Linked DNA regions of Homo sapiens: region 2 is linked to region 1. A link is an interaction called in ENCODE POLR2A ChIA-PET data of the cell type or tissue named here. Cell type or tissue: HepG2. All regions are shown on one strand. Links, peaks and the distances in the headings refer to the core of each region. The heading gives the core; the rest is flanking DNA. Region 1 overlaps TOPBP1 (DNA topoisomerase II binding protein 1). Region 2 overlaps TF (transferrin).

Region 1 (12,246 bases), core at 1,837-9,836:
CTCACCTTTTATCAAAGAAATACGTGTATGGTTCAGGTAGAGTGGGACTAGCTCAGATCTTACAAACATTTCATATCGGTGTTTTTAATCCCCATTTTTGAGATAAAATAAAAAAGGTTAAATGAAAACAACCAATGTCACATAACTAGCAGGTAGCAAAGCCAAATTTCATAACTGATCTGACTCCAAAACCCTTGCATTTTCCCCCCACAACCATTTCCCAACATAGAAATGGATCTTTTCCTCCTTATTATAAGTGTAATAAAACTTAATTTTCTAGCAATATGGCAGACTGGGCAACCTGAAAATGAATCACCACAAAATACCAAGTAAGTGCCTTTTGATTCAATTCTTCCATGGATAACAGCTACAAATTCTGACCAAAATATATTAAAAGCAACCATAGAGCCTGGAGAATAAACGAACCAAGCAAATGGGGGGCTGGGGACGCAAACACAGTGTATGAAGTAAACTGCCTGTTAAACAACACAGTACTCTTTGGAGGAGCAAAGGAACAATAGAACCTAGAGTTTCTTTTTTAGGGGGAGATAAGGGTCTTGCTGTGTTGCCCAGGCTGGTGGCTGGTCTCAAAAATGACACATTGAATACAAGGGAACAATTCAAATGACCATCACTGATTTCTCAACAGAAACAATGGAGGCCAGCAGACAGTGAAGTCTTTAATAGAAGAAAAAAACCTGTCAATCTATAATTCTGTATCCTGCAAAACTGTCCTTCAACAATGAAGGTAGAATAGACATTTCATACAACAGAAAGCTAGAATTGATCCCCAATCAACCTGCACTCCAAACTAAAGTTAGTTCTTCAGGCTGAAGGAAAATGTTATCAGATGGAAACTCAGATCTTCAGGGAAAACTGACACTCAAACTGGTATACATGAGGGTAATTATAAAATACCATTTTTTATTTTAGTTTCCTCAAAATGCACAGAATTGTTAAAAGCAAAACCTATTTAAAGTAAAATCTTATTTGGGGCTATAAGATGTAGATGTAAAATATATGACAACTACTGCATAAAGCAGAGGTCAGCACACTTTCTGTAAAGGCTCAGACAGAAACATTTTAGATTTTGTGGGATAGATGATTTGTGCTGAAACTACTTAACTCTGCCATTATAGTGCAAAAGCAGCCATAGAAAATACATAAATGAATGAGTATGGCTGTTTTCCAACAAACCTTTATTTATAAAATAGGCAGTGGGCCAGGTTTGGCCAGGTGGCTATAGTTTACTGACCCCTGGTATAAAGGACAGGGGAAGCAAATGAACCAACTTGGATGCAAGAGATCTACCTTTTTTCATTTTTTTTTTTTTTTTTTTTGAGACAGAGTTTCGCTCTTGTCACCTAGGCTGGAGTGCAGAGGCACGATCTTGGCTCACTGCAGCCTCCGCCTCACAGGTTCAAGTGATTCTCCTGCCTCAGCCTCCCAAGCAGCTGGGATTACAGGTGTGCGCCACGACACCCAGCTAATTTTTGTATTTTTAGTAGAGACACGGTTTCACCATATTGGCCAGGCTGGTCTCGAAATCCTGACCTCAGGTGATCTGCCCACCTTGGCCTCCCAAAGTGCTGGGATTACAGGCGTGAGCCACCATGCCCGGCCTCAGGAAGTAATTTGTAATCTACATATAAACACTTCTCCCTCCAAAAGGTAAATATATTTTTGCTTTAGAAGGCCAATGGATAAAATAAAATTCTAAAAATATTAAACTAATACAAAAAAAGCCAAGAAAGACAAAGAAGAACAAGGACAAAGAACAAATAGAAAACAAACAGCAAAAAACCCCATCCCTAAATCCAATCATATCAATAATTACATGATGGACTAAACACTCCAAAGAAAAAAAAAGCAAGGCCCAACTATATCCTATCTACAAGAAAGCCATTTTAAATATATGACACAGACAAGTTTAAAATTAAAAACCATGCAAAGAGATATCATGACACAGAGTAAACAGGAAAAGGCTATATTAACCTCAGATAATGTACATTCAAGGCGGAGTAAGCCCAGAGATACGTGTTATAACAAAGGATCAATATGTGAAAATCAAAGAAATTATATATGGGTAAACAACTAGCAACAAAGTTTGAAATAAATGGGGTAAAAGCTGACAAAATTAAAGAGAAAAAACAGACAATTCCACAAACAGCTGGAGATTTTAGTATCAGTAATTGATATAACTAAACAAACAAAAAAACCCACATACACAGAAAATCTGATCAACATTATCAACCATATTAACCTATTTGATATTTTTAGAACACAACACCCAACAGCTGCAGAATATAAAATCTTTCACATATATGATATGTTCATTAAGATAGATGAAGCTGGGTGATAAAACAAGTCTCAATAACTTTAAAAGAATTAAAATTATAGAGTATTTTCTGTGATTACAATGGAATTCAATGGGCAATCACAAATTAAAAAGATAGAAAAAAAAATCCTCTTATATTTAGGAACTAAACAACAGACTCCTAAATAAGCCAGTTATAAATGAACACAAGTTGACAATATCAGGAATAAACTTATTTATTTATTTATTTATTTATTTATTTTGAAACGGAGTCTTGCTCTGTTGCCCAAGCTGGAGTGCAGTGGCGTGATCTCGTCTCACTGCAACCTCTGCCTCCCAGGTTCAAGCGATTCTCCTGCCTCAGCCTCCCGAGTGGCTGGGACTACAGGCACACGCCACCACACCCCGCTAATTTTTTTGTATTTTTAGTAGAGACAGGGTTTCGCTATGTTGGCCAGGCTGGTCTCGAACCCCTGACCTCAAGTGATCTGCCCACCTCAGCCTCCTAAACTGTTGAGATTACAGGCGTGTGCTACCGTGCCCAGCCAGGAATAAACTTATTACACTAAAAGGATAATAAGAATATTATGAAGAACTTTATGCCAACAAATTTGATAAGATGAAATGGATATATTATTTGAAAAACACCAGTTATTAAAAACTGACATAAAATGAAACAGAAAATAGGAAAAGCGCTGTATCTAGTAAAGAAAATTCGTTACAAAAAACCACATATAAAGAAAACTCCAGGCCGGGTGCAGTGGCTCACGCCTGTAATCTCAGCACTTTGGGAGGCCAAGGTGGGCGGATCACCTGAGGTCAGCCTCAGGTCAGCCTGGACAACATGGTTAAAACCCCGTTTCTACTAAAAATACAAAAATTAGCCAGGTGTGTTGGCTCATGCCTGTAATCCCAGCTACTTGGGAGACTGAGGCAGGAGAATCACTTGAACCTAGGAGGTGGAGGTTGCAGTGAGCTGATATTGCCCCACTGCACTCCAGGCTGGGCGACAGAGCAAGACTCCATCTAAAAAATAAAAATACAAAAAAAGAAAACTCCAGTCCAGGTGGCTCATGCCTATAATCCTAGGACTTTGGGAAGCCGTGGGGATCACTTAAGCCCAGCATGGTGAAACCCCGTCTCTACCAAAAATACAAAAATTAGCTAAGACTGGTGGCGTGCGCTTGTAGTCCCAGCTACCCAGGAGGCTGAGGTGGAAGGATCATTTGAGCACAGGAAGTGGAGATTGCAGTGAGCTGAGATCAAGCCATTGCACTCCAGTGTGGGCAACAGAGCCAGACCGTGTCTCAAAAAAAAAAAAAAGAAAACTCCAGACCTTCAAACATTCAAGGAAGAAAGAGGCATCTTACACAAACTCTTCGAGAAAATCAAGGGAGAACTTCCCAACTTGTTTGTGATGCCAGCAAAACGCTAATACCAAAAGATGACAAAAACATTACAAAACAATGAGAATTACATACCAATATCCCACCCTGAAAACAATTTTAAAAATTTTTACTCAACTAAATCTAGCAATATATACAAAGATTAATATGGCGTGATCAAGTGGGACTGATACATGAAACTTAACATTTGAAAATGTAATTCCCCATAGTAATAGAAGGAAAGAGAAAAACCTTATAACAACTCCAACAGAAGTAGAAAAAGACATTTTATAAAAGTTAACCCCAATTAATGATGAAAAAGAAATCTTAGTAAACTAGGAATAAAAGGACTCTTCCTCAATCTGGAAAAAAAAATCTATGAAGACCCTATAGCTGGTGAAATATTGAACACTTTCCACCTAGGCTAGGGAATAAAGACAAGGAGGCCCAATCTCACCACTTCTATTCAGCAGCATACTTGAGGTCCTAGCCACATAAGACAACAAGAAATAAAAGGCATAAAGAAGGGAAAATCTACAAATCTCTTTGCAGATAAAATGATTGCTTATGTAGGAAAGCCTAAGGTACTAATTGTACTAAGTGAATTTTATTAAGATCATAGGGTATAAAAGACTGACAGGCAAGGCACAGTGGCTCACACCTGTAATCCCAGTACTTTGGGAGGCCGAGGCAGGTGGATTGCTTGAGACCAGCCTGGGCAACCTGGTGAAACCCTATCTCTACCCCTTCCCCTTGCCAAAAAAAAAATTAGCTGGGCATGGTGGCACATGGCTGTAGTCCTAGCTACTTGGGAGGCTGAGGTGGATCTCCTGGGCCTGGGAGGCAGAGGTTGCAGTAAGCCAAGATCACGCCACTGCACTCCAGCCTGGGCAACAGAGTGAGACCTTGCCTCAAAATAAATAAATAATAATATACAAAATTTATATTCTTTTGGATTGGCAGCAAATTGTAGAAAAAAATCTAAATGTAAATCTAGAAATTTTTATTTACAATAGCATCACAAAATAGGAATAAATTTAACAAAAGATAGGTAAGTTCCCTTACTGAAAAACCACAAAATGTTGCTGAGAGAAATTAAAGAAGACCTAAATAGAGACATTCTAGGTTTATGGAATAGAATGCTCAACACTGTAAAGATGTTTACTGTCCTCAAGTTGGTCTATAGAGTCAGTGCAATCCTAATCTTAACCACTCTAGGCCTTTTTTTTTTTTTTTTTTTTGTAGAAACTAACAAGCTGAGTCTAAAGTCCATATGGAAATGCAAAGGACATGGAACAGCTAAATAACCTTGAAAAAGACAACTAAAATTGTAGTCTTAATACTAGCTTCAAAAGTTGCTGTACAGCTACAGTAATCAAGACACAGTAGGAAAGGTATCAACAAGTAGATAATGAAACAGAATAGAGACTCACAAAAATACGATCATTTGATTTTTTATCAAGATGCCAAAGCTTTTGTGGGAAAGGAAAATCTGTTCAACAAATGGTGCTAGAACACCTAGATATCTATATGGAAAAAAACCAGCCCTAGTCCATACCTCAGAGCATTAAGAAAAATTAATTTGTAATAGGTCATAGAGCTAAACATAAAAGCTAAAACAATAACTTTTTAGAAAAAAATATTAAATACACACACACACACCAACAAACAAACAAACAAACAAAGAGACCATGAAAGAAAAAGTGCTCGATGTCATTAGTCATCAGGGAAATACAAATTACAAACACTCTGTACAAATTACAATGTGCTCCCACTATAAACCTACCGCATGGCTAAAAATCAAATGACTGCCAACACTAAATGTTGGCAAAATATGGAATAACCAGAAGGCTTACACAGATTGAGTATCCCTTATCTGAAGTGCTTAGAATCAGAAGTATTTCAGATTTTGGAATATTTATATTTACTGGTTGAGCAACCGAAACCCAGAAATCAGAAATGTTTACGATTTTGTACCATTTCTAACTTTTGGATTTGGGATGCTCAATCTGTATATTATTGGTGGAAAGTGTAAAATGGTAAAAATCCCTGTATATTTTTAGTAGCTTTACTAATGATAACCAAGATGACAAACAGCTACTAAAAATATACAGGCTTTTTTATGGACATATTTTTTCATTTTTCCTGGGTAAATAGGACAGAATTGCTGTGTAATAGAATAAGTAAATATTTCGTTTTTTAAGAAGCTGCCAGGCCTTTTGTCAAAGGGATTTTTACCATTTTACACTTCCCACCAATAATGTACAGATTGAGCATCTCAAATCCAAAAGTTAGAAATGGTACAAAATCCTAAACTTTCGAGCACTTATGTGATGCTCAAGGGAAGTGCTTATTGGAACATTTCTGATTCCAGGAGTCCAAGGGTCCATCAATAGGAAAATGAATCAACTATGGTATATTCAGACAAAGAAATACTACTCAGCAATAAAAAGGAATGAACTACTGGTATACACTACAACTTGAATGAATGTCAAAAACATCACGTTGAGTGAAAACCTTAGATAAAATCGTGGATACTAATCAGTATGCCCTCTGCTCTATAACGGCTTCACATTTGTGTTTTAGGCATTCTATTAAATCCTGAGCAATCTCCAAGCACAGCAGCAAAATCACAAAGCTGACTTTGAGTGTTGGCCTCCCCTTATTTCTGTATCATCCCAGTTGAAATCCTTCATAGATTATGATTATGAAATCTAATCCTTATGATTATGTGTCATGCCTGCTGACTCCTGATGGCCTTTTGGGCACTCTGGTGTCAGAAGATTTTTCTTACCCCATTCAAATTACACAACACAGGCCAATTCTGAATATGAGAGTAGTAAGCCCACCATATAGCAAATGCTTAAATTTACCACAGTGTCTAACATAGGTATTTAATGTACATGAAAGCAAACAGTCAAGAAAACTAAAGGACCTTTGGATAAATGTTTCTCCTTGGACTCCTGGAATCGATTTCTGCTTTATATTCCAACATTTTAAAGGGTATTTTTAAAGCCTTTAGAGGTACCTAGATTTTTATACTCTTCTCATATTTAACTTCCAAGCTAAATGTTTACATAATATGTTCATTATAATAAAAAACACAAATAGAATAAAACTGAAAGGGCTGGAATAGAAGAGAATAACAGGAGACTAATCTTCTACTAATCATGAGCTGAAGGTTTTGTTGTGCAGTTACTTATCTATGCACATAAACGTATCTCTGGTAATGAGGAGGTCAAGGATAGAATCTCACAAACCTGCATGAGATAATCAGCAATGTATTCTGTTCTCAAGCAGTACACGTTCTGGGCAGCAGCTTCTGCTATATTAACTCCTGAGTCATCTGGTTTCAGTTTATTCAAGTCAGAAAAAAGATGTGTGGCCTCTTTAAATAAAGGTACAGAATGACCAGGTAGCACCTAATGAAAAAACAAGGTAGTATCACAATCTACCAGTATTCCAAAGTAGTTCAGCTGTATAATGTGTACTTAAGGATTACCATTTCAAAAAGTAGAGAAAATGAAGAACTCATCATAGCAATCTTGGTTAGATGATTATTCATGTAAAAAGGTCAGTAAATTAATTTGATACAAACCTTTGCTCCTCCTGACTGAAGAAGGCGTTTGAAGCCTGCTTCTCGAGACTGATCCACATGTAAAATAACCTTCCACCCACTAAATGCTCCCTACAAATAAAAAACAATCAGTGGTGAAATCATTTGGAAAATAACAAAATAATACAGATAATGCATGATTTTATCTGTAGACTTAGTTTTGTCAATAAATCTTATAAACTTTACTTTTGCCACAGTATAATTATCTCTGGCCAGAACACTGAAACGTGAATCCATGGTATCTGGCACATAGTAGGCCATCAAGAAATACGTGAGGAATGAAAAACCATTAATGATTAGGTAACATTAAAACAAAGCAGTGTGATTGATGTTTAGTCTTTTCTAGTATTTTTTTCTTTTGATTAATCAAGGGAAGAGCTTCAAGCAGAGCTCCTTAGGTTAGATGAAGCCTGCGTTTCACTTCTCTTAAAAATGTTTACAAACTGGAAACAAAATATTTAGGAAGGGAATAACAACTAACAAAAGCCAGTGGAATTACTCTAAAAGAGAGGGTATCATGGCTAATAAGGATTTGGAGATATCAGAGAACTTAGAATACAACATGAAAGACTATTTAACTCAGGGGTTCTGATAATGGTTTGGCTGTGTCCCCACCCAAAATCTCATCTTGAATTGTAATCCGAATGATAATCTCCAAGTGTTGGGGGAGGGACCTCGTGGGAGGTGATCAGATGGTGGGGGCAGTTCCCTCATGCTGTTCTCCTGATAGTGAGTTCTCAGGAGATCTGATGGTTTTATAAGGGGTTTTTCCCCACTTTGCTCTGCACTTCTCTCTCCTGCCACCATGTGAAGAAGGACGTGTTTGCTTCTTACATGACTGTAAGCTTCCTGAGGCCTCTGTAGCCATGTGGAACTGTGAGTCAATTAAACCTCTTTCCTTTATAAATGACCCAGTCTCAGGTGTTGCTTCATAGCAGCGTGAGAACGAACTAATACAATTAACCTTTTTGTAAGCCATGGATCCCTTTGGCAGTCTGGTCATTAGACTACTCTAAATAATAGCTGTATTGAGATATAATTCCCAAACCTTATGGGTGATTTTTAGAAAATGTTAAAATTAAAATATAAAGGATTACAAAAGGAAGCCATTTTATTGAAAGTTATCAAAATATTAAAAACAAATTTGTTGTGTAATTATAGATGTGCTTTATATTAAAGTAGCAGACAATAACTAATATGGCTTTCAGTGCTTTGACAAAACCTCAGATATGTGGTCTTCTGGCCAAGTGTCTGTGATTTCATATTGTGGGAGCATTCCTTATATCCCTGGGGTTGCAGCTCTCTGTTTGCTGTGGCTGAACCAAAACAGAAAGGACATGCTGATTTCTACAGAAGTTATGATTCCATGAAAGAATCTGAGATGAAGAGTGCTATTATGTTTCAGAGTGCAAAGTGATTTTGGAATATAAAGAATTTCTTTGGACTGAATCATTAATACACAGAAGTTTGTCTTTGACTTGTGTTCCTGAACTATGAAACATGAACATGTGGCCTAATAGTTTCTCTTGATAAATCAACAGTTAACAAATAATATAAATAACTAAAGTACTGATGAACACAAACAGTATTTCAAGATGCTTGCAATTACAATGCAAAACAGAAACATGTGATTTCTGTTAGTGCAAAATTACAGGTACAGTTGATAGTGTTGTGATTTGTTGCCTAGACCTTTCATTAAAGGAAGTGCTAGTTTTCTCAAAGCATGATGTAGGCTGATTAAAATTTAAAAAAAAAAAAAAAAAAGACCGGAAGTGCTAATTTTCAATTAGAGGTTAGTAAAAATAAGGATGTATTTTTCTCCCCATGCAAAGTACATGGCCTTCCCAGATTTGATCTACAAATTCCTTTGAGAAGGTCTGTGGACTCAGGTCAAGAACCCCTGACATTAGATGCTGAAAAGATTCTTTGGAAGAAATGCAATATGGGCCACATTTTACATATATAAATTATTTTTAAAAGAGCCATCAAAAATTTGGGGAAAAAAGACAAGTAGAATCATTATTTCCTGAAGCACATTCTCTTTTAAAAAAAATGTGAAAGAGTCACAATATTGAATGCTATTTGTATTACCTATATAATTGTGTTTTAATACCTCAACAATGCCAGATTCTTGTCTTTGCTGGATTTTTTTTCTCCATCTCATTGCTGCAAGTGCTAGTCTTCGTTGCTGTACATTGATTCCAGTCAGAACATCAAGTATGGAACTACTTCCCCATTCATAGTCTTCTTCCTAGAGAATTTGTCCAACAAACCTGAGTTGTTACAGTCTGGGGAGCCACTGTGCAACATACAGGGCTCCTCAAGGAGCCCAAAGTCTAATAACTGTTAAAGCTATACATTTAATTGTTACAAATACAGACAGTACTAAGTAAATATTGTTTTATGAGCATGGAGGAAATGTAGATTAGTTTCATATAAGAGTCAAGTATATTTGGCTTTTAATTAGAAATCAGAAAAATACCACATACATTTTTAAGAAACAAAATGATAGCTATATCTTGGCAACTGGTAATATTCAGATGGACAAATTTCACCTGCTGTAAGACTAACTTCATGAAAGGACACAGTCTCAGAGGAGGTATGTACTGATAACTTGATTATCTGTCTATGTAGTAAAGATGAAAGCTTACAATGAGATAATCTTGAAACTTTCTAAGAAAATGTTATTTCAATTAAAAACAACACTAACATTCAAATTAAATCATTTAAAAAGTGATTAAAGGTGAACCTGGCTCTGCGAAGTTTCGTTGTTTGGCTTTGTTATTGAAAAAGCTGGTATACTCTAACTGGCCATATTTGGTTATTTCAATTTTATGAGCAGTCAGCAAATGTGATGAAATCTGAGATTTACTTTTTTAAGTAAATAAATAAATTTGTCTGTTTCTTCCTTTAGAGACAGGGTCTTGATTTGACCTCCTGGGCTCAAGCAATCCTCCCACTTCAGCCTCCTAGGTAGCTGGGACTACAGATGGGAACCACCATGCCCAGCTAACTGTTTTTATTTTTTCTAGAGATGGAGTCTTGCTATGTTTCCCAGGCTGGTCTTGAACTCCTAGGTTCAAGCCATCCTCCTGCCTTGGCCTCCCAAAGTGCTGAAAGTGGCATGAGCCAGCCACTGCCAGCCAACACTTACTTTTTTTTTTTTTTTAGATAGGGTCTCACTCTTGTGGCCCAGGCTGGAGTACAATGGCATGATCTCGGCTCACTGCAACCTCTGCCTTCTGGGTTCAAGTGATTCTCCTGCCTCAGCCTCCTGAGTAACTGGGATTACAGGCACTCACCACCATGCCTGGCTAATCTTTGTAGTTTTAGTAGAGAGGGTTTCACCATGTTGGCCAGGCATGTCTCGAACTCCTGATCTCAGGTGATCCACCCACCTCGGCCTCCCAAAGTGCTAGGATAACAGGTGTGAGCCACTGCACCCGGTGGACACTTGCTTTTAAAGAAAAATAAACTTCCACAAATCTGAATACACACCTGCACGAAGTGTCCAGCAGTCCTGCAGGCTTCAAGGTAGGAGCGATGAAGCACCCACTTCCCAGCTGCCACTGAGGCTAAATACTTCTCGTTTCGAAGTGGATGTCCCACAACAATGTGTGTACAGGTGGGATCAAAGCACTGCTTTTCTATCACCAATCCACCTTAAGCAGAGAAAAATGGATTGTACTTTATTGATTCCCAACTTCTTTCTAGGAAAAATGTAATCTCAACTACGCATAGAAATTATTTATAAATAAAATGCCCCAAACCATTTAAACCAAAAAAACTTGACTTACTTAGAATTATTTTACTTTATATACATATATATATGTATTAAAATGTTTATTATGAACATTTTAAATACAAAAGTAAATAAAATAGTAAAATGAACCCCCACACATATACTAGCTACCTATATTCTAAAATTATCCAAATTCTGCCACCTTTTTTTGCTTAACTACTTAATTTTATTCTGTTTTAATTTTAATTTTTTTGAGACAGGTTCTCACTCTGTCACCCAGACTGGAGTGCAGTGGCATGATCTTGGCTCACCACAACCTCCAGCTCAAGCGATTCTCCTCCCTCAGCCTCGCAAGTAGCTGGGATTACAGGCACACACCACTATGGCCTGGCTAATTTTTGTATTTTTAGTAAACACAGGGTTTCACCATGTTGGCCAGGCTGGTCTTGAACTCCTGACCTCAAATGATCCACCTGCCTCAGCCTCCCGAAGTGCTGGGATTACAGGCGTGAGCCACCATGCCTGGTCCTGCTTAACTATTTTAAAGCAAATTCTAGATACCATGTTACTGACCCCTAAGTATTTCAGTATGCATCTCTAGAATATATGGAAATTTTCTTAAACAGCCATAATGCCATTATCAGATCTAATAGGATTAACAAAGATTCTTTGCTGTCTCAGTACTAAATCCTTGTTCAATTTTTCCTGTTTGTCTTCACTTGGATTGTTATAATTAGGATACAAAAAGAAATAGAACATAAACATGAGCCACACGCTGTAGTTGGTTATGTCTCTTAAGTCTCAATTACAAAAGCAGTTTTCAAGCACCGAATATGGGTAACCAGGGAGATGGAAGTAAGATAGGGGCATCTGCAGACTTTAAAACAGGAGGAAATTTTTTATGAGTGGAAATAATGTCGGCAGACCAACAGAGAAGCTTGGGAAGAAAACACACACAGATAAATAAGAGATGAAGCAGCAGGTGGGAAAAAGCAATAATTGAACCTCTTCTCAGATATAAATGCATGAAGCCTGACTTTGAGGAAAGAAGAAGGCATAAGTAAACATAAGCTTATGTAAAGCATGGCTGTTGATTTATAGCTTAGAGGTTAACTTGACCACTGGTTGGGCAGAGTTAGTTATATCAAGGACTTTTTTTTTTTTTTTTTTTGAGACGGAGTCTCAC
Region 2 (12,246 bases), core at 1,309-9,308, 150 kb after region 1:
GGACTGAGCCTGGGTGGGCTCCAGTGTAAAATACACCAGGCAGCAAACAAGAGCATATGCAAAGGGCCTGAGGCAGAGCAGAGTGGGCTTATTTAAGTTGCTAGTGGGAGGCCAGGGTGATGGGAGCTGTCAAAGATAAGCACAGCCAGATATTAGTTTAGGCAGTGACAATAGGTTTCATTCAGTAACTGCTGACAGTGGGGGAAAGAGCTAGGCTCCATTCTGATTTGTGCAGTGGTGATGTGAGCATTTTAAAGGGAGAATGAGGGAGGGGAGAACGCAGGGCTCTGTAGAGTCAGAGAAGTAAAAAGGTAGAAAGGGCTGGTCAGTGTAAATGTGAGGAGGCCAGCTGTGTCTGATAGCTGGCAGTTCTCTCGATTAGGACTCTATTCTCCCGCAGAGACTGCGAGACAGACACTCTATCCATCCTGATGATTGTGTTGCAAAGGAATGGCTCTCAGTCCTTGAGAGAGATGCTTGTGAGTTTCAAGAGATACATATTCACAGTTTTAAGTCCTTTTTAGTAAATTCTCTTGGAAAGGGAGGTCAGGGGCCTATCATCAGTTGTGTGTTGAGTAGAAGAAACAGGTACATTTTCCTGGCAGCACTGAGTTTTCTCAGGCAAGCACTTTAAGGGGAACCGGGCCATCCTAGGGACACAGATTTGTTCTGCTAGGAGCCATGCCAGAGTCTGGTCAGGTCTCTTAGTGCAGAGGTTTGGACAGATGTGTCAAGTGTGGGAAATTCTACAGTTCTCAGCACAAAGCAAGCAGTAGGTTAGCCGAAGGGAAAAGGTGGAAGAAACATCCAGATGCAGCCTGGCTTCCCTCAATCCCCGCGCTGGGGTTTTCCGTGTCTTTCTGCTGGCTTCCCCTTGGCTTCCCTCCAGCCTTCTCTCTGTAGCTTTCCCTCTTCTGGGTTTGGTTATTTTGACTTGTGAGAGCTTGCTTGATTATAATCCTGTCCCTCCCAGCTGGCGCAGGTTCCCCTGGGAACCCTGCAGCTCTAGGGCTGGACGCTGTGTTTTAGGCCTTAGCTCTTTGGCTCCCTGAGCCCCCGAGGCACCAGTGATTTCTTGGTGTCTTGGCAAAGAAAGACCAGGTTCCTGACCACTCTCCCAACCCCACTGCAATGGGCAAAGCTCTCGTTTGTTTGCTTCATTTTTTAAAAAATATATATATATTTTATTATACTTTAAGTTCTAGGGTACAAGTGCACAACATGCAGGTTTGTTACATATGTACACATGTGCCATGTTGGTGTGCTGCACCCTGTTTGCTTCATTTTTATTCAACAATGTGAGGACTGGGGAAGGGAAGGTGTTTGCAGATTAAACAAAACCACGAAGTGTGTTTCATATATAAGGTCTAGTTGTTGTGGAACAGAAAGGCCCATGATGTCTGTTAATTTTGTTTTGTATTGTGGTATATTAAAAATATGTTTTACAACCCAAATATCCATTGATGAGTGAATAGATAAATAAAATGTGGTAAACACAAATGATGAAATATTTTTAGCCTTAAAAATAAATGAAACTCTGATATATGCTACACTGAGATGAACCTTGAAAACATAAGTGAAGCAAGCTAGATACAAAAGGACAAATATTGTAAGATTCCACTTTTTTTTTTTTTTTTTTTTTGAGACGGAGTTTCGCTCTGTCGCCCAGGCTGGAGTGCAGTGGCGCGATCTCGACTCACTGCAAGCTCCGCCTCCCGGGTTCACGCCATTCTCCTGCCTCAGCCTCCCGTGTAGCTGGGACTACAGGCGCGCGCCACCATGCCCGGCTAATTTTTGTATTTTTAGTAGAGACGGGGTTTCACCGTGTTAGCCAGTATGGTCTCGATCTCCTGACCTCGTGATCCGCCCGTCTCGGCCTCCCAAAGTTCCACTTTTATGAAGTATCTAGAATAGTCAAATTTATAGAAACAGAAAGTAGCATAATGACTACCAGGGGCTGGAGTGGGGGAGAAATAGGAGGTAATTGTTTAATGTGTAAAGAGTTTCAGTTTCTGGAGATGGATAGATGTGATGGCTATAAAACAACGTGAATGCATGTACTTAATGCCACTAAAATGTACACTTGAAAATGGTTAAAATTGGCTGGGTGCGGTGGCTCACGCCTGTAATCCCAGCACTTTGGGAGGCCGAGGCGGGTGGATCACCTGAGGTCAGGAGTTTGAGACCAGCCTGGCCAACATGGTGAAACCCCATCTCTACTAAAAAAAATACAAAAATTAGCCGGGTGTGATGGCAGGCGCCTTAATCCCAGCTACTTGGGAGGCAGAGGCAGGAGAATCGTTTGAACCCTGGAGGCAGAGGTTACAGTGAGCCGAGATTGAGCCATTGCACTCAAGCCTGAGGGACAAGAGCGAGACTGCTGATATAGTTTGTCTTACAACATATTTTATTTCATTTAGAAATACTATTGTCTTATTACTTGATTGTAACACAACAAAGTTCATGGAACTATAGCTTTTGCTTTGTAATTTTTTTTTTTTTTTTTGAGAGTCTTGCTCTGTCACCTAGGCTAGAGTGCAGTGGTACAATCTCGGCTCACTGCAACCTCTGCATCCCAGGTTCAAGCGATTCTCCTGCCTCAGCTTCCCAAGTGGCTGGTATTACAGGCATGTGCCACCAAGCCCAGCTAATTTTTGTTTGTTTGTTTTGGTAGAGACAGTGTTTCACCATATTGGCTAGGCTGGTCTCGAACTCCTAACCTCAGGTGATCCACTTGCCTAGGCTTCCCAAAGTGCTGGAAGTACAAGGTATGAGCCACTATACCTGGCCTGCTTTGTAATTTGATCAATAAGAAATCTTCATAGAGAACTGGCAAGGGCTTCTGGAAAAATCATTTTGATTAAAGACATTTAAAACAAAAAAGGAGTAAAACTATGTGTTTAAGTGTCTAAATAAAAGATGGTTGGGCTCACTTTAAGGATTTACATAAAAAGAAAATAAATTATAGATCTAGTAAGAAGGCAGCTATAATATTTCAAGGGACCTGTTGATGTAAAGATGAGGGCTTACAGAAGCACAAAGTCAAAAAGGAACATAACCTGAAGTAACAGTGTAATGATAAGAAATAAACCCGGAATGTCTGCACTGAAATCCCAGCTCCATGACTTACTGGCTATGTGGCCCAGGGAAGTGACTTAACCTTTCTGTGCCTCATATTTCTCACTTGTAAAATGGAGCTGAGAGAGAAAGAGAGATGAGCTGCCCATGTGTTGGAGTAGACAATTATACCAGAGATGAGCAAAAATGGAAATAATAATCAAGCTTTTGATCATTCAGTACATAGTATCACCAAGAAGCTAAACCCAGAGAAAGTGCCCAATCCCTCAGCAAAAGGGTCATGCAGTTTTATGGACCCAGGACAGGAAGGAAGAGCATTGAGTACTGAGTCAGAGTGAAGACGAATGTTTTCAAGGTTCCCATCTTCCCCCAGAAAAAAAATCTCCACAGAAGCACCTGAGGAAGACCTCAAAGGAAGTCTCAAAATAAAGAGGGCTCTGAGCAAAGGTCATGGGCTAGGAATGAAAACAGGTGTAAGAAGAGCGTGGCCAGCCCAAGAGAGCTGTGTCCTTGACAGCAGAGTCCCCTCCAGAGACTGCATTGCACTGGCTGTGCTCTGAGTCTGGGGTGGCGAGGGCGGCTTTCTCCCACGGAGCCTGCCAGGTTAAGCCTTCGTAATTGCCTACGGTAAAGTCACGTAGGATTTTTGGCCAGGAGCTGGGCACCTCACCGGGGAAAAGAGAAACACAATCCATCACTCCCTCTATGCAGAAGGAATAGGAATGTGGTGGCTAAGTGCCCTTGCGAGGGAGACAGAGTCAACTGAAGCCAGCAGGGCTGTGCGTGGTCTAGTCAAGTTCTGGCCCTGGGTCCGTGGAGTCCTGGTAGCCACTCTCTACTTGTGTGGGTTGAGGTGGGCCTTCCTTGGAAGTCAAGGCTTCATCCAGGACTGGCCTGTTCTCTTTCAGGCAAACGAAGCGGATGCTGTGACACTGGATGCAGGTTTGGTGTATGATGCTTACCTGGCTCCCAATAACCTGAAGCCTGTGGTGGCAGAGTTCTATGGGTCAAAAGAGGGTAAGTTCTCCCTGGGACCCCAGGAAGGAGTTGTCATCCTTATTCTATATGCTGAGTGCTGTGTTTTACAGGCAGGTTTTGGATATCAGATATAATGAACATTCATCTTTGGAGAGTGAGTAGAGAATGAGGGGCCCTGTCAGCTGCCACAGCCACACATCAAGGCCTCTGGGGGCTTTGGGCTGGCTGAGGACTGGTGCTCCTAAAACTGAGCCCTGGGCCAGGGGCATATGCTTATCAGAGAAACACAGCAGGCTGTGTGCAGCTTGACCTGAAGGCTACTGCGGTCTACTGATATGTCTAGGGTCCCTGGAGGCCTCTGGAGCCATAGGTACCACTCACACAGGAGGGGTCACTCTGGAGCACACACTCAGAGGCCAGCAGCCCTGCAAGTCTTCTGAGATCAACCTGACTGTCTCTGGGCCTGTGCCAGGGGACATGAAATACTTTGATGGGCCTCTGTTACCACAGCTCCAGTTTCCTGGTGGCTGAGGTTGGTAGGTGTAGGCAGACACGCTGCAGGGCCAGGGGAGGCAAAGCATTCAGGACACATGTGCGTGTGGCCTTCTTGCCCCTGTTTGCCTGGAGGGGTAATATTATAAATATTCCTTCTATGGTCTTCTCTCTCCCCTGCAACCCTAGGAAGGTTTTCCTGATTCCCCACTCCTTATCGCCCAGTCCAGTAAAAGCATGGCCTCTCCGCTCCCCTCCCTCCTCAAGAGTCCGGTGGTGATGAGCCATGTTTCCCTGCACCAGGCTGAGGGCCTTCCATTCACACTGTGCCTTTGCAGATCCACAGACTTTCTATTATGCTGTTGCTGTGGTGAAGAAGGATAGTGGCTTCCAGATGAACCAGCTTCGAGGCAAGAAGTCCTGCCACACGGGTCTAGGCAGGTCCGCTGGGTGGAACATCCCCATAGGCTTACTTTACTGTGACTTACCTGAGCCACGTAAACCTCTTGAGAAAGGTAAGCTGGCAGGAGTCTGGGTGCCCTCGAGCAGCTGCCTCTGCTCCAGATGCCCACACAGGCTGCACTAGACAGTCACCATCAGCAGACATGTGGGATGAACTCAGGTGGGGGAAAGAGGTTAACAGACTTTAAACTGGCAGGTCTGCTGCACCAGCAGCACTTGGGAGGTGGAGCTGAGCTTTTTTCTGCTCTGAGCTTCCAAAACCCCAGCAGAGGCTGTTCTGATGAGTGAGGAAAGGGCGCAAGGCTCGGCAGAGGGTTTCAGTCTAGGCGATGGTGGTTCTCTTGTCCACTTCTCTGGATTTCTTTCCTGGAGGTTTCTCTGGAGCCCTGCACCTCTCTTAAGCAGTTCTCATGTCTGGGGCATGGATCCCAGAGGGGACCTCTCTCTGAGCTGTTCCAGCCTCTGACAAAGCAGGGAGAAGGTGCTCTGAGAAAGACCCGAGATAGGCCTTGGTTAGTGGGAAGCATAGGCCTGTTTCCTCTGATGGATGGTGGCCAGACAGAGGTCAACTTGTTCCTATTAGAAATCCTTGATCTTGATGAGTTAGCATAAGGGCAAGCTGGGGCTGCATGTGCTGGTTTGGTTTTAGTCCCCTCTGTTCCCTGATGGGCCTGGGTGGGGTGATGCCATTGGCTGTGGCCAGCCTCACTCATGCTCTGTTGTCCATTTCTCTGTGCTGAGCAGCAGTGGCCAATTTCTTCTCGGGCAGCTGTGCCCCTTGTGCGGATGGGACGGACTTCCCCCAGCTGTGTCAACTGTGTCCAGGGTGTGGCTGCTCCACCCTTAACCAATACTTCGGCTACTCGGGAGCCTTCAAGTGAGTGAGATGTCTGCTGCTCCATGGTGGCCAAAGTGCCAAATGTCCTCAGGGTGAGAGTTCTTTGCTGGTCCAAAGCCGAGCCCTGCCTGCCTACAGGGGCATCGAGGTGGCCTAATCCCCTCCCAGTGAGTCAGAAGCACAACCTGGGACTCCTAGGCCAAGCCAGCCCATGTTCCCTTTCATCTGACCCTGACAAGTAGGTCCTTTTCCTGGGGACCCTTCCTTTCTCCCCAGAGCCCTCAAGCCTGGTCAGTGTCTCCTCTCGGTGGATCGGGCAGAGCCTGAAAGGACAATCATGCCTCTAGTGTCTGGGCCCACTGTCCAGGGACTGGCCCTCTTCCCTCAATCTCAGCAGTGTTACCTGCTCAGCACACTGCCTGTCTCCTGCCCCCATCACCGTCTCTATCTGGGAAGCTGATTTCTTGCTTTCTCTTTTTACCTTGATTATATCCTAAAGTTTTACAACCAGCCAAAGGCACATTTTCACCCTCAGGAGACACTATACCATTATCTTCTATTCCAGAAGTTTAAAAGCTCTTTTCACATGAAAATATCTTCAGTTGCATTTTGCTTCTTTGGGTTATGAGGGCTTTTTATCTCGTGTGAGCTCATTCCCCCATCTCAGCACTACGCTGGAGGTCTGCACACCATGGTGTTGCTTCAGCTACGGGGCTGCACCAGGCTCTATCCTAGTGTGAGTGCTGGACAGTGTGATCAGACTCTCCAGGTGCAGGAGAAGGGCCTGCCCTGCAGGAGCCCTGCTGATGTGTTTCTTTGACCCAGGTGTCTGAAGGATGGTGCTGGGGATGTGGCCTTTGTCAAGCACTCGACTATATTTGGTAAGAATGGGACAAGAATCCACCAGGGCCACTCCAAGTAGTGGGTGTTCTTTTTCTGTGTTCCCTTTTTCATGCTCAGTAATTGGAAATGAGCATACTGTATTTCTCCTTTATCATTGCCTGGGTTTCCACCTGTGCAGAGTTAGGTACCTACGGGGTCCCCATCTGGATTCCTGGGCCTCTTTCCATCATTCAATCTCTCCACACGGTGCCTCTGCCTCTGGGGTAGTGTTGCCATAACCAAAGACTGGGGGTTGGTGCTGCTAAGATCAGGCTCATGGTGGAATGAGGAGCAATCACTGCTACATGGGCATCAGAAGCCTTTACCTGGCTGTGGGCTCTTGAGCGAGTCATTCTCCCGCATGTTCTCTGGCCTTCAGTGCTCACTCCAGACCTCTCAGCTCATACTTTCTATGATCAATTGAATTTCAAGGATGGGCACCACAGCCCATGGCTCTCCTGTGTTAAGCTCACCTGGGCTTTCCCTCCCCAGAGAACTTGGCAAACAAGGCTGACAGGGACCAGTATGAGCTGCTTTGCCTGGACAACACCCGGAAGCCGGTAGATGAATACAAGGACTGCCACTTGGCCCAGGTCCCTTCTCATACCGTCGTGGCCCGAAGTATGGGCGGCAAGGAGGACTTGATCTGGGAGCTTCTCAACCAGGCCCAGGTATCCCCACCTGCCATCCTCCCCTCCAGCTTAGTGCTCCCTGCTTGGATTTGGGGGTTTTCCTCCTGGCCATCTTGTCACTCTGGAAGTCTGTGTGTTCAGGATACAGTGGGAGCCATGCCACATGTCACTAAGTTCTCTAAAAGCTGGGACTCCCCACAGAGCAGCAGGGAGCCTGCTGTGGTGCTACCGTCTGCCGCCCTTGCCTTTCTGGCTGGTGACACCTGAAGAGGCTCTGTATTGCTCTGTTGCATTCCTTTCTACCTAAACTTCAAGGCCCAAAGCTAAACCCCTCCCCAAGGAGGCTTTCCATGACCCTCCCAGAAGGAAATGGTCTCTCTCCCCATGCCCCTCAGCCCGGCTGTGAGGGGGCTGCCTGCACAGCGGCTTTACTTCCCAAGAGCTGTGTGATTTGGGCTCAGCCAGCTTCCTCTTGCCGAGCCGTCCCATCTGTCCACTGAGAGTTTGACTGGTAACCACACAGGGCAGCCTCTGGATTAGCCACGTTTCTTGTTCTCACCGATGTCTCAACCCGTTCCGGGAGACAGGCACAGAAGCAGGTTCAGGCAAATCGCGGACCCACGAGGGCTACAGGCAGAGGAAGTGCTGGGTGAGCAGGAGCAGGTCCGACTGCCCTCTCTCCTGGCATCTTGAACTTTTTCATGTTGTTTCCTGCAGAGATTTCTTTTCTCTTCAGTCCCATTTCTCAGCCTCCTTTCTTCTGTGTTGCCATCCACTATTCTGTTTTTCTATGAACAGGAACATTTTGGCAAAGACAAATCAAAAGAATTCCAACTATTCAGCTCTCCTCATGGGAAGGACCTGCTGTTTAAGGACTCTGCCCACGGGTTTTTAAAAGTCCCCCCCAGGATGGATGCCAAGATGTACCTGGGCTATGAGTATGTCACTGCCATCCGGAATCTACGGGAAGGCACATGTGAGTACCTGGGAAGAACCAGGTGACCACAAGCACTTGGGAAACCTGGTGAGCACAGGGGCCAGAGATTGAGTCTTTTCAGGGACCTGCACGCCTCTCCTGATGCTCCTTTTTCTGACCTGTCTGTGAGCCCAGTGTTAGACTGATGCTGAATGGCGTTAGTCATTATGAGATGGCCTTGATGTCACCATGGGCTTTACAGGAAATCCACATTTAAAATGACGTGGGTTGGTTCCAGTATTTCCTTTGCATCAATCAGGACTGCCTTACCTACTCTGTGAAGGCAATTAGCTTATCACAGAGTAAGTGAAATAGAACAAAATTGCTATATATTGCACATCTCCAGCCAGTCAACATGTACCATAATGAAGAGGTGCTCTAAGAGAGGTTGATCCCAGTCCTGGATTTCACTGAGTCACTGTGGTTTTGCTTGACCATTCATTTATTCAGCAGACATTTATTGAACATCTAGCCATATGCTCTGCTAGGTGCTGGACATAGGATGGCATGACAAATATATATTTGATTCTGTTGTCCTGGAAATTTCAAACTGGGGAGAAGATAAATGTTTAATGAATAGTCATGCTATTGGATGATGAATTACAAAGTAAGAGATATGTTTAAAAGGGGAAAAATATGACAACAAAATACCATGGCCCTATGAGACTGCAAAACAAAGAAAAATAGGCCCTGGACTTGGCGTTAAGGCAAAGCTTCCTTGAGGAAGTGACTCTTGAGCTCAGTCTGAAAGATGAGCAGATGTACATTTATTCATCAGACATTTATTATGCTGACCATGTGCTAGCATTGCCCTAACCCTGAGGATGCCCTGGTGAACAAGACAGGCAGGGCCCTTTCTGTGTTGGAGCTTCTGTTCTCCTGCAGAAAACCTGACAATAAACAATGAACATATAAATAAGAACACCTCCAGTAGTTAAGTGCTATCTGAAAAACAAGAAGGAAAAAAACAGCCAGAGGTCATATAGTGCCCAGAGGCTGGAGAGGAAAGTTGGCTTCTCGGAAGACATAAAAAACTAAATTTAAATGAGAAGTCAACCAAGAGATTGTGCATTGACTTTGCTTTCTAAGGTGATTAATTCCTTGAATGGGGTCTGTTTGTTTATTGCTGGCAAATCCCAGCATTTGCATGAAGACAGTGAGTAGTGCTGACAAACACCAGGCAACAGCTAGGGCCGCTTCTGATCTTTGTTCTTTTTTTATGCCATAGGCCCAGAAGCCCCAACAGATGAATGCAAGCCTGTGAAGTGGTGTGCGCTGAGCCACCACGAGAGGCTCAAGTGTGATGAGTGGAGTGTTAACAGTGTAGGGAAAATAGAGTGTGTATCAGCAGAGACCACCGAAGACTGCATCGCCAAGATCATGGTATGTCACTCCAGCCTTCCTAGGGCAGCGTCCCTGTCATTGCTGCCTGCTGGCCCCCAAGACTGAGCTAGGGAGTGTTCCTGGGAATGATGCAAAAACCTGGCTCCCAGGAACCTTGCCCTGACTATGTGAGCACAGCCCCACCGGAGGTTCAGAATCTTTGAGCTTGTGGATCTGAAGGGTGCCCACAGGGCTCAGTTTCCTCCTTGTATGAGTGTATGGTGAAAGGGCAGGCTGAGCAGTGCCTGCTTAGGGAGGCTGGACCATGGTGTGGGTGTCCTGAGACCAGTGGTGTGCCACGATCACTGAGATAAGATCCTGAGTACATGGTAGGATCCAATCAGGTACAAATTTGCTTTGTTGATCAAAAGAGTATCCTAGCCTGGCATGGTGGCATGCACCTGTAGTCCCAGCTACTTCGAAAGCTGAGGCAGGAGGATTGCTTGAGCCCAGGAGTTCAGGGCTAGCAACTTAGCAGGACCTTGTCTCTAACAACATTTTTTTTTTAAGAAAGAATATTCCATGTTGGCTTACAGAGAATTTTTAAAATCCTGAATGATATAAAGAAGAAATAAAAAGTACTTATAATCATGTAATTCAGAGAAAATTCCCTTATTGGGATCATTTCATGTAGGTTGCTTGCTACCTTTTACTCACTCACAGTATCTAGTAAGCTTTTCCCATATCATAAATCATTCTTGTAAAACCTAATCTGGAGCTTCTGTGTTAGTGCACACATCGAGATGGGGGAGTATGGTTTGCCTAGAGAGAACATGAAGTGCCAAGCTCCACTCCCCCTCCTCCCCACATTTCTTGCCCTCTGTGTCTCTTCCATTTGGCTATTCTTGAGTTGGATCCTTTATAATAAATCAGCAAATATATTGAAACAAAGATGCATATTATAAAGGTACTTCCTGCCATTGTCAACAGATTTTTGCTGAAATATGTTAATTCTACTTTTTGAGCACTTATGAATAACCATGTATCTTCAGAACTATCTACCATGAAGCAAAAAGGGACCATCAAGCTCATTATTTTATATTTCATACAATTTATAGATATCACTTTATGCTATTTTAACATATATTCCATTTTAATTTTTGTCTGAGTCAAGACAAGAAAAACCAAACTAAGTTAAAGCAAAGCCTACAAATTCAAAACCTGAGTCTATACAAATCTGTTAGCAGTTTGAGTGGCTGGGCTTCAATATTATACTCTGGATGTGATACAATAGATAAAGTTTTTTACGTCTGTAAAAAAAAGGAAGAGCAAAAGACTCTTGGGAACATGTGAAATCTTAAATGAAGATTAAGTACAACCAAATGTAAACATATTTTAAAAGGTTCTTCTTGGACATCATAATTTGCTCTCCTATGAAGATGTCATCGTTTGAGCCTTTAATGTTGGAAATAGCTTACAGATGTTGGGGCAGAAACCAAAGACCAACATTGCCATGTTCTGTGAGACCACGTCCAAGTGGATGATTGCTGGATAGGTATGTTTCATGCATAACATTTAGTTCATAAAATTATATGCTACTTTAGGAGGTCCAGGGCCCATGGATTAATGAAACAAAAGTAACTAATCTCATTGCTAGTAAAGAATTATTGGAAACAAAGTTGAAAGACATAGTTTATTTGGTCCCACACCTGTGACACATCATCACTGTCAATGGGAAGCCACTGACCTGTCCCAATTTCCCAAGGTTGTTATCATGGACATCATGGCTGCAGTAGAAAGTGAAGGTGAGTGTGGAAAACAGATCCCAAAGTGACCAGTGCCCTCGGTTATTGCAGTAATCATGTTCATGAGTAGACACACAGGACTTCCAAAGGGAGTCATCATCTCGCATAGAAACATCATTACTGGTATTACTGGGATGGCAGAAAGGATTCCCAGACTGGAGGAGGAAGATGACTACATTGGATATTTACCTGTGGCCCATGTTCTAGAATTAAGCTTTGAGCTTCTTTGTTTTTCTCATGGATGCCTGCTTGGCTCCTCTTCACCCCAGACTTCAGTGGATCAGTCTTTAAAAGTAAAAAATGGGCTGCCCACTGTGGCATGCAGCTGTAGTACCAGCTACTCAGGAGGCTAAGGTAGGAGGATTGCTTGAGCCCAGGAGTTTGAGTCCAGCCTGGGAAACATAGTGAGACACCATCTCAAAAAAATAAAAAATAAAAAAATAAAAACCAGAAGCAAAGGGTGTACTTCTGGGTTGAGACCAACACTGATGGCAGCTGTTCTGGAAATCATGGATCAGATCTACCAAAATGTCATGAATTAAGTGTATGAAATCAGTAGTCTTCAACACAATCTGTTTATTCTGGCTTATAATTATAAAATGGAACACATTTCAAAAGAGCATAGTACTGGATTGTGTGACAGCTTTGTTTTCTGGAAACTGTGAAGCTAGCTAGGTGGAAATATTCAGCTTTTATTGTATGAAAGTGCTCCACTTTCTGCAACACGCAGCAAGTTCATGAATACAGACTCACTGAACCTACAGGGGCTGGAACAATTAC

Evidence for each region. ChIA-PET counts read pairs that join two places held together with the same protein. Peaks named below come from ENCODE experiments on the same cell type or tissue, not always from the same donor. Only the 100,000 strongest peaks of a DNase experiment are listed, where the experiment ranks them.
Region 2: POLR2A ChIA-PET joins it to region 1 with 5 read pairs; 3 of 35 experiments call an interaction of 5 or more read pairs at or near these places.

What each region holds. Positions count from the first base shown.
Region 1 is chr3:133,601,573-133,613,818 of GRCh38, forward strand. TOPBP1 (DNA topoisomerase II binding protein 1) reads right to left here. Exons shown (of 28, transcript NM_007027.4): 24 at 10,817-10,980; 25 at 9,432-9,569; 26 at 7,301-7,390; 27 at 6,963-7,124. Among named protein-coding and RNA genes, the nearest start is that of CDV3, 34 kb to the left of the region's middle. In HepG2, for the core only: no CTCF peak of the experiment used is centred there; a DNase peak (open chromatin) is centred at 4,969.
Region 2 is chr3:133,749,609-133,761,854 of GRCh38, forward strand. It overlaps TF (transferrin), which reads left to right. Exons shown (of 17, transcript NM_001063.4): 3 at 3,987-4,095; 4 at 4,887-5,063; 5 at 5,755-5,887; 6 at 6,674-6,729; 7 at 7,223-7,401; 8 at 8,161-8,338; 9 at 9,567-9,721. It also overlaps the pseudogene ACSL3P1. Among named protein-coding and RNA genes, the nearest start is that of TF, 9.3 kb to the left of the region's middle. In HepG2, for the core only: no CTCF peak of the experiment used is centred there; no DNase peak of the experiment used is centred there.